Regions from separate parts of the Homo sapiens genome. Here all the other regions are linked to region 2. Evidence: chromatin contacts called from ENCODE Hi-C data. All regions are on one chromosome and are shown on one strand. The core of a region is the stretch at or near the end of the contact, and the rest is flanking DNA. Distances in the headings are between cores, read along the strand shown. Region 1 has its middle 130 kb from the start of POU3F4. Region 2 holds the start of APOOL (apolipoprotein O like). Region 3 holds the start of CHM (CHM Rab escort protein).

Evidence for each region. A loop is a pair of places that touch in the nucleus more often than their neighbours do. Pooled maps may share reads with other maps.
Region 1: a pooled map shows a loop between it and region 2 (15-fold over the local background). The contact joins the enhancer-like site here to the promoter of APOOL in region 2. A Hi-C loop is called at or near these places in 3 of 37 single-sample maps with no recorded cell type and 5 of 50 pooled maps.
Region 3: a loop to region 2 is called in a map of CD8-positive, alpha-beta T cell, with 5 times the contacts of the local background. The contact joins the promoter of CHM here to the promoter of APOOL in region 2. A Hi-C loop is called at or near these places in 2 of 168 maps with a recorded cell type or tissue (CD8-positive, alpha-beta T cell and naive thymus-derived CD4-positive, alpha-beta T cell), 3 of 37 single-sample maps with no recorded cell type and 13 of 50 pooled maps.

The regions. Positions count from the first base shown.
Region 1 is chrX:83,633,754-83,637,187 of GRCh38, reverse strand. No RefSeq gene overlaps it. Among named protein-coding and RNA genes, the nearest start is that of POU3F4, 130 kb to the right of the region's middle. RefSeq lists an enhancer at 1,827-2,176. Within about 2 kb of position 2,012, at least 6 of the 41 ENCODE cell types and tissues checked have a DNase peak (open chromatin) inside an H3K27ac peak, as active enhancers do.
Region 2 is chrX:85,001,901-85,005,150 of GRCh38, reverse strand. APOOL (apolipoprotein O like) reads right to left here and starts at 1,274. Exons shown (of 9, transcript NM_198450.6): 1 at 1,224-1,274. The coding sequence starts at 1,238.
Region 3 is chrX:86,046,180-86,049,649 of GRCh38, reverse strand. CHM (CHM Rab escort protein) reads left to right here and starts at 2,092. Exons shown (of 15, transcript NM_000390.4): 1 at 2,092-2,166. The coding sequence starts at 2,118.

The DNA of each region.
Region 1 (3,434 bases), core at 763-3,262, 1.4 Mb after region 2:
CATTCTCATGTAGACATTCTTATTTGGATCATACGTAATCCACACATGAAGGCATAAAATATTTTGACAGCAAAATTCCAGTGTGCCAGCAAGTGTGCAATTTGAACCCCAGCAGCTTCTTAGGAACACGTATTAAGTTGGTGCAAAAGTGACCGCAGTTCCTGTCATTACTTTTAATAACAACTATCTCATAAAGGTGTTTTGAAGGTTAAATATTAAAGTGCCTGTAATAGTACCTGATACACAATGTACGTGGTTTTAATGGCAAAAACCACAATTACTTTTGCATCCACCTAAAGAGGGGGGATTCATTTGACAGTGAAACATTGAAGTAACTGTAGATTAAGTGACTTCTCTCAATTATTCAGTGGGAGATTCTTCCAGATAGCATTCAAATTAGAAATTATTTTATTTCTGTTCAAAGTCAGACACATTTATATAACAGCAGTGCAAACAGATATATTTGTAGAATTACATTTACTTATATATGCTTATATACAATATTATATGCATTTCATCATTATAATGTCATTCTGTTACATGTTAAAAGTTTTGAGTGGCGTGTGTATGCGTATGTGTGTGTGTATGTATCTTTTTTTGTACACTGTGAAAACTCACATACTCCAGGAGAGGGGATCACAGTTTAAGATCTTAATTAGCAACCACCCAAATTAGTAGTGCATCTTTCAGCTGAAGGGATGAGGGAGGGAACATTTAGGAGTAGGTTGAAGATAGACAACAAAGATAGGAAAAAATTTGGTTACATCTTTATCTAAGAACATTCCTGAAAGCGATAATATAGGTGAGAGAATACTAAGCAACTTGGTGAGCCCCAGGTAATCTTTCAACACACACTGACATTTTTTACTTCTCTTCAGTTACACCCTGCAGAAAGCACAATACGAACACTGGGTTGCCAGGAGTTGGTTTGCCTTGATCTTTGGGGTTGGGAGAACTGCAAAGAGTTGAAGTGGTTTAGACATTTTTAGAATTTTCTGGAATGCATTCTTCAGATCCTCATTGTAATAATGCCCCTGAGAAGATTTCCAGCATATAAACTCTACTCTAGACCAGAAGCTTTATTTAATAATTATAGATGTGTTTGTCTGAATATGGAATCATTTGTATCTTGCCTGGTTGCAATAAGCTGTTAATCATCTCCTCTCCCAGTAACATTAATAATGGTCGTACATTGTGTATTAGGTACTATTGTAGGTACTTTATATTTAACCTTCAAAACGCCTTTATGAGATACATGTTATTATTTTCATTTTACAAAAACATTGAGAATTTATGGAACAAGACAAGGATACCCACTCTAGCCACTCCTACTCAATACAGTTAACCAGGGAGATGAAAGATCTCCGTGAAAATAATTACAAAATACTGTTGAAAGAAATTAAAGATGACACAAAGAAGTGGAAAAATAGTCCATTGTGGGCAGCAAGCCACCCAGGTGCCAAGGCAAGAGACCGAGGACACAAGCTGTTCCAATATAATAAAGAAAATATATAAAATAAGAATAGTTATACTAGAAATAGATTATAGATAGATATGATGATATATGAACATTATTAATCATCAGTTTATAGCATTACCCTTTATTCCAATATTATAATAATCTTTTCTCTACAATTATAACCTAGGAAAAACCAGGCCATAAAGAGATAGGAGCTGAAGGGGCAAGGTGAGAAGTGACCAGAAGACGTGTGAGCCCTCTGTCATGCCCGAACAGGGCCGCTAGAGGGCTCCTTGGTATAGCGGTAACGCCAGTGCCTGGGAAGGCAACCGTTACTTAGCTGATCTTGGTCTAGCAGTAGCGTCAGTGCCTAGGGAAGGCACTCATTACTTAGCAGACCTCCCCAGGAGAGTTAGAGAAGACTCTGCTCCACCACCTCTTGTGGAAGGCTTGACGTCAGTCATGCCCACCCACAGCCATCTGGAGGCCTAACCGTCTCTCTGTGATGCTGTGCTTCAGCGGTCACACTCCTGTTTCACTTTCATGTTCCATTCTGTACACCTGGCTCCGCCCTCTAGATAGCAGTAGCAGAATTAGTGAAAGTATTTAAGTCTTCAATCTTTCTGAGAAGAGCATAGAAGAAATAATGACGTAGGCTGTCCTCTCTCTCTCAGCCTCAGCTACCTAAAAGGGAAAGGCCCCCTGTCTGGTGGACACATGACTCACGTGACCTTACCAATCATTGGAGATGACTCACACTCCTTACCCTGCCCCTTTGGCCTTGTATACAATAAATAGCAGTGCAGTCAGGCATTCGGGGCCACTACTGGTCTCCGTGTCTTGGTGGTAGTGGTCCCCCAGGCCCAGCTGTCTTTTCTTCTATCTCTTTGTCTTGTGTCTTTATTTCTACAATCTCTCATTTCCGCACAAGAGTAGAAAAACCCACAGACCCTGTAGGGCTGGTCCCTACAATCCATCCTCATGGATAGTAAGAATTAATATTGTTAAAATTGCCATACTGCCCAAAGAAATTTACAGATTCAATGCTATTCCTATCAAACTCCCAATGACTTTCTTCACAGAATTAGAGAAAATTATGCTAAAATTCATACAGGACCCAAAAAGAGCTTGAAGAGCCAAAGCATTCCTAAGAAAAAAAAACAAACCTAAAACATTACATTACCTGACTTCAAACCATGTTACAAGGCTACAGTAACTAAAATAGCATGATACTCATACATAAACAAACACATAAACCAATGGAACAAAAAAGGCCAGAAATAAAGCCACACAACTGCAACAATCTGATATTCAACAAAGTCAACAATAACAAGCAATGGATAAAGGATTCCCTATTCAATAAACGATGCTGGGATAACTGGCTAGCCATATGCAGAAGATTGAAACAGGACTACTTTCTTACACCATTTAAAAAATTAACTAAAGATATATGAAAGACTTTAATGTAAAATCTAAAATTACAAAAACCCTTGAAGAAAACCTGTGGTATACTATTCTGGACATAGGACCTGGCAAAGATTTCATGATGAAGATGCTAAAAACAATTGCAAAAAAAAAATTGACAAATAGGACATAATTAAACTAAACAGCTTCTGCACAGCAAAAAAAAAAAGTCATCAACAAAGTAAACAGACAACATACAGAATGGGAGAAAATACTTGCATAATATTCCTCTGACAAAAGTCTAATATGCAGAATCTATAAGGAACTTAAACAGATTAGCAAGCAAAAACCATGCAACCCCATTAAAAAGAGGACAAAGGAAATTAACAAACACTTCCCAAAAGAAGACACACACACACAGCCAACAAGCATGTGAAAAAAATGCCCAACATCACTAATTACTGGAGAAATGCAAATCAAAACCACAATGAGACACCATCTCACACCAGTAAGAATGGCTATTATTAAAGAGTCAAAAATAACAGATGCTGGCATGGTTTTGGAGAAAACG
Region 2 (3,250 bases), core at 25-2,524:
ATAAAATAAAATAAAATAGACTGGGGAGATCAAGGACACTATTAAACAAGGCATTTTTGTGTTTTGCATATGGGGAGGCTGTACACAAATAGCTGCTGAATGAATGAATGAACTATAAATACAACTAGATAAGCATGGGAAAAGGCACTTTAGGCCCAGAGAAAGAGCACGTAAAAAAGCATGGCGGGGTCAAGCAAGCAGCTCAGTATCGACAGGAGGAGGGTTCCTGAGTGACAAGAGATGAGGCTGGAAAGTCTAGGTAAAATCAGATGTTCTAGACATAAGAGTATGGCCTGACCCCAGAGGGGAGATGATGACATGCCCATAAAATTTTTTAAATGCGGGGGGAGGCAAAAATCAAATTTGCATTTTGGTAGATGTACTCTGGCAACACAGAGGAAAACAGATTACATGAGAGCCAGGCTTGAGGTGGCAAGTTCAGGTAGGAGGTTGTTCAAATAACTCAGATGAAGTATGAGAACCAGAACTGTAGACGCTGCCGACTTAAAACTTCAGCGGAACTGAATTATTCATACTGTATCTCCTGCAAGCCTAACAGAATATTTTACAATTAAAACCCGCTACGTAAATATCTGTAGACTACCATTATTAAACACTACTTAGGGAACTGCAGCAAGCTGCCAGCTGAGTCACTCACTGTACACGGACTCCCAAGTAAAGGCACCTTTCCCAAGCGTAAAACTCGAAAGGAACAGGTTATTCGAGCACAGAAAGCAACAACACTATGTGTAAACCAGCGCACTGCTGAAAGACTATGGGACCTCTCTATCCTGGTCAGTTTCACCCCAAATGTTTCAACAAAGTCCTTCCATAGGGTCATGTGGCCTTGCCCTGTGCGCCGAGACAAATGCCAAGTTTATATATATATTTTTCTCTTTATTGCAGCTGAAGACCGAAACGTCTACTGCGGCTCGTCGCCTGGCCAGCCATTTTCACCCAGCCGTTTCCCAGTTTTGTACTGTGCCACTGTGTAAATCGACAACCACAGGGGATTGAGGGAGCAGCGTCCCAGGCTGATAAAACCCTAATGGGGAAAGGCAGGTGTCTTGAGGCTTCAAACGATAAAGATTGCAATTATCTCAAAACCCACCTCCACCCTGCCCCTTGTTTCAGGGCTCCTTCAGAAGTTAGTAGGATCCCTTTTACAGTTACCGGGATGCTATCGGCACCCACAGAAATTAAGCAAGTTGGTTTTCGCTTACCCTGATGGCCGCCATGTCTACAACCCTTTCGGCCAAGGTTTTCAGACGGAGAGCAGAGAGGGACAAATCAGTTCGACTAGGCTTCCCTTAGGACAGCCCCACCCCGTTACGCCCCTTGCCTGCCAGTTACCGCCTTTTCTCCGCCCTCCTCCAGCCGCCTTGGCAACTGCTGCGGTTTCGGTCAGCTGTCTTCTGGAGAAACTGTTCACCCCTGTGGTTGACCCTCCCGGTCCCAGATAAAGCCTTCCAGAACATTATCAATAGTCCAGTTGGGAGTTATTTTCCTGGGTGCAGAACTTTTAATTATTTTGTTTCGGGCATATGTGATATGTCCAGATAAGGACTTAATACCCAAATGTAGCTGCTTTAATAATTAATTATATAGTAAGAAAAACAACTTATTACCTCTGCGAAACATGGGTAAGTTCATTCATTCTAAAACTAAGTCACGGAGAGCATACTCTGTGCCGGGCAGTTGTTCGGGGCATAGACAAAACATAGTGGCTTCCTCACAGAGCTTATGATTACAGGAGTAAAAGAGACAAATGAGGCCGGCGCGGTGGCTCACGCCTGTAATCCTGGCACTTTGGGAGGCCGAGACGGGCGGATCACGAGGTCAGGAGATCGAGACCATCCTGGCTAACACGGTGAAACTCCGTCTCTACTAAAAGTACAAAAAAAATTAGCCGGGCGTAGTAGCGGGCGCCTGCAGTCCCAGCTACTCGGGAGGCTGAGGCAGGAGACTGGCGTGAACCCGGGAGGCGGAGCTTGCAGTAAGCGGAGATCGCGCCACTGCACTTCAGCCTGGGCGACAGAGCGAGACTCCGTCTCAAAAAAATAAATAAATAAATAAAAATAAATAATAAATTTTAAAAAAGAGACAAATGCTATGAAGGAAAATAAAACAGTATGGGAATGAGGTGGGAGTTTACTGGTTTATATCAATGAGAGAAAGACTCTGATAAGCTCATTTGATAAAAGTCCTGGAGGAATTTAGAGAAGAGGGTTGCATACGGAAGGAACAGCAATGAAAAAGTCCAGTGAGGCTGGAGCAATAATTTCAGAGGTAGCGAAGTAACACAGTGTAGGGGCTTTCGTGCCGCCAAAATAAATTTGGATTTTATGCTGAATAAGATGGGAAATCATTGGAGGATTTTGAGCAAAGGTGTGATGTGATCTAATTTACATTTTTAAAGGATGATTTTGGTGCTATCAGGAGAATATACTAAGGGTATATTGCAATATTCACAACAGGAGCAAGGTCTGCTGTAGGCCTCCCTGAAGGATTCTGAGGAAAGAAGATGCTCATAATATGCCCATTAACAGTCCCAATATTAATTCATGTATTCATTCATTCAATCAACAAATATTTATTATGTGCAAACTATATACTAGGCATTAGTTGATACCTATCACATTTCATACCCAAAACAGATCCTTTTTAACAGAACTGTCCTGTAAATGACAAAATTATTTTAAGAAATAATGATGAAATGAAACTAATAATACTGGCTACAAAAGAAACATTGAGTGACTATTTTCTTTTATTGAACTTAATATAAACATATACATACATATATATGCCAATATAAAAATAAAATGCAAAATAAATAGTACAGAACCAAAAAAGGAAAAAAATGGATCAAGGTGTTTTAATTGCATTAATGTATTTTTCAAAGGAAAAATACTTATATCTACATAGTGGTCTGCCACAGGAATGAATAATAATATTACAGTTTCTGTTTTTGAGCCTTAACCTCTGTGTATTTGTCAATAATTTCATCCAAATTTAACATTTCTGCATATTAAATAAATGGTATACCTAGATTTGTCAAGCTAACTTTGTTCATAACTGATTGATGCACACTTTTTATTGATTTTAATATCAGTCAGGTTTATTTCACAATAATCAACAGGCAAATAAGAAAAGTCTTAAAATTGTGAATAAGCTTAGAATAAATTTATAACAATCTTATTTCCCAAAAATTTCAGGAATTTCAATAACACCCATGTTTTGTTGTTGTAGT
Region 3 (3,470 bases), core at 843-3,342, 1.0 Mb before region 2:
ATCTCGTATACATGAACAAATGTATATAAATATATATCCAAAGTATGGTAGAAATACTTTTATTTATCAGGTTTTTAACCATCCATCTGTGGCTTCTCATTATTAGAGAAGATTTTGGAAAGTTTTCTGTGTTTACTCTGAGAAATCCATTTGTTTCCATTTTCTACTGTCTTATCAAGAGTCTCACAAATAATATCTGTTTCACTTCTGATAATACTAAAAACTTGCTTTACATACCAAGGCAAATGACAAAGTGGTTTACTGAACAGTACATTATACTTCTCAGGGGAATCTGTTTTACAGAAAATACTAATCAAAGACCATATCTTAAGAGAGTTGTGTAATACAACTGGATGATCTATAAAAGAAAGTAATGAAACATGTACAATGTTGCTAATGATTATGGTAAAATGCAAGAGAAATGCAGTAAAAAGCGTATCAAAATACATTTTAAAGCATTTTCATGTAAATATTTACAATTAATGGACACTGAACATCTTCTAAATATAAGACACATGATAGTGGTGGGCAGATATAAAGGCAAAGATGGTAAGCACTATGAGGACAGGGACTCGTCTCATCCATCTATTAGGGGAGTCAAAATCAAGTTTGGTTTAGCAAACATTTATTAAATTCCTACTATGCACCGGGCTTAGGTTAGGTGCAGGAGTGAAAAAGATAAATGAGACTTGGTGTCTGTCATGCTGTACAGGGGTTTATAATTATGGTATTGCATGTCTGGGTGTGTATTTTTGTGTGGATATATGGGGATATGTGTACTCTATAGGAATCGTCATAAATGCAGTATGGCGGGTTAAGACAAAGTCTAGCACCATGTAGGGAAACAGCCCACACACGGAGACGAAAGGAGGAGGAGGTGGAAGCCCAGCGACATCCTGGGAATAACTGTTAGCTAGAGAATGGGAAGATCATTCCATGCTGAAAGAACAGCATGAGCGTGGTCAGAGACTGGAAAGAAAACAATGTCTGGGGAACCACAAGCATCTTAGCGGATAGGTGGTGTCAGGGAAGGCCCACTACTGCACATTATCTTTGATTTATTTTGAAACTCTTGTAAAATAACTACACAAGAAATTTCTGTCGTCAAAAAAGTATCCTCCTTCATTCCCAGCATCCTTCCCCTTTTGCTTTGGTGTTGTCAGACAGCGGAGTATTAAATAATCGGGGGCAGGGTGGGGGGCGGTTGGAGGGAAGCGGTGGGAGGCGACAGACCTTGAAGATACTTATGAGAGCTATGTTAGCTGTTAGACATAGACGACCTAAAGCCCCTCATCAGATACAATCACTTTAATATAAAGACCATTTTACCTTAATTATTTCTACGGTAGCTTATGGAAACTAATAGATTGGAAACTAAATGTAAACTAAGGAGAATCTTACATGAACTTATCTAGTTGGTGCGGAAAATCGAATTCAGACTCAACAGACGCTTATCCAGCGCAACCATGCTTTCATATATTTTTTCCCTCCTGTAAAGCAAGGCTAATTTATTGCCCGAGTGGCTGTCTGGACTAACTGGAACAAATACGGACGCGGTGGGAGTTCCATTCTGGCGAAACTAGGGTGAGAGGTTTTTTGTGGGTTTTCATCGAGGAGACATGGAAACGAAAAAGATATGGAATATATTCTGAAAGTATTGGTGTGAAAAACCATGCCTCGAGGGCCAACACGAAAGTACAGAAACGATGGCGGGAAACAGTTTTTTAGGCTGGAATGAAAGTCTCCTTTGTTCACAGAGCAAACCGCCTTCAATTTCACTCCGCTCTCCGTGTCTCCTAACAATTTTGCTTCAGTATTGTCAAGGGGTATCCAAGTCTCCCACATTCATCCTAGCTAACGGAATAAAAATCTACATTTCTTTCCTACTTCAACCCTCCAGGCTAAATGAGCTACAGCATTCAGCCTGGAAAATGAGTCGAGCTTTTAACTTACGTGTAAACATTTTAAATATAATACTGTAGTCGCCTGCCTGGACCTTCCACCCAAGAACTACAACACCCAGAATGCACTGTTTTCTTTTCCGCCTTCCACGGAGGGAATGCCTAACTTGATCTCATTTCCACAAGTAATAGTCACATGACACGTTTCCCGTCAAGATGGCGGATACTCTCCCTTCGGAGTTTGATGTGATCGTAATAGGGACGGGTATGTGTAGCCTGGTGCTTCCTGGACAAAGTTTAGGAAGACTGTCTTGTTTCTGTTTTTTCTGTCAGTGGCGAGTTTTGGGACAAACATCGTGGGTCGAGAGTGGGAGGGAGAACTGAAAGGAAGTGAGGTAGTCCGGAGTCAGCGCGGGAGTTGGCAGTTACAGGGAGGGGCTGGGACCCGCAGTGCTTATCGCCATTTGAGTAGGGGTTGATCTGGTCGATGCTGATTGCTGAGGTTGGTTGCTGCGGTGATTCCTGTTAATTTCCTTAGAGGGAAGTGGATGTGCAGTGTCATGAAATGGAGGGTCGGGATTTTATCAACGGAGACGACTTTGGCAAGACATTATGATTCCTTCCTTATTGATTTCAAGGTGATATTCCCCATCATTTTGTCTCGCCATTTCATAGGACTTTTTCATAGATTTGTATGATCTTAGCATACATCGCAGCTCAGACACAGCTTAATCCTCAGTTTTACAAGAAAGATGCTCAATTATTGCCCATGTGCGTATGAATTTACTAGGGAAAGTAAACGGATTCTATTTTGTTGAGAAACCTAGGGAATTTTATTTTGTTGAGGTAGCCATTATTCCTGCTTTATGGTGCTTAAAGCATCTTGCTTTCTACCATCAATAACTAAATGTGCTGAGAATAAGGTCCTGAGTTCCAGTTCAGGTGTGTGACCTTATCTAACTCTTGTTTTCCCGTCGTTTGTTCTTCATGTTTTGGGTGGAACCAGAAACTCCTCTGCAGTTTCTAGTTGACATATTCAGTGTACAACACGTAGCAGAACACATATGGCAGCAATTTCAATTTTTTTTAATAGTGTAAGGGATGATCATTTTAGATGGAATGAAATAGGTTGTTTGATGGGGTTTTTTACTGTTTGTAGAATGTGGTAGGCCAGAGAAGCTCTGGTGGATGGGACCCTGTCCATTGTGTTAATGAATTCAGTTCGTTGTCTTCTCATACAGCCATGATTAGGAGCAGCCATGTTTTCAGGTTGGGAGTAAAAATAATAGCTACCTGTTTTCGAATGCTTAAAATTTCCTAATCACTGTGCTAAGCACTTTACAAGCCGAACATAATCCTCACAACCTTGTTAGAGTAGTAGGTACTCTCTGCATTTTGTAGAAGAGGAAAAGGGGACTTGGAAAAGTTGTAATTTGCTCAGGATCACACAGCTGGTAAATTTCCAAAGGCCCATTCCATCCCAGGAAAACAGTCAGTGGTTCTGATCCTCAGAGTTGACCCATATTCGTAGAAACAATTGAGAAAACTTGGTTTTAGGTCTTGCTTAGT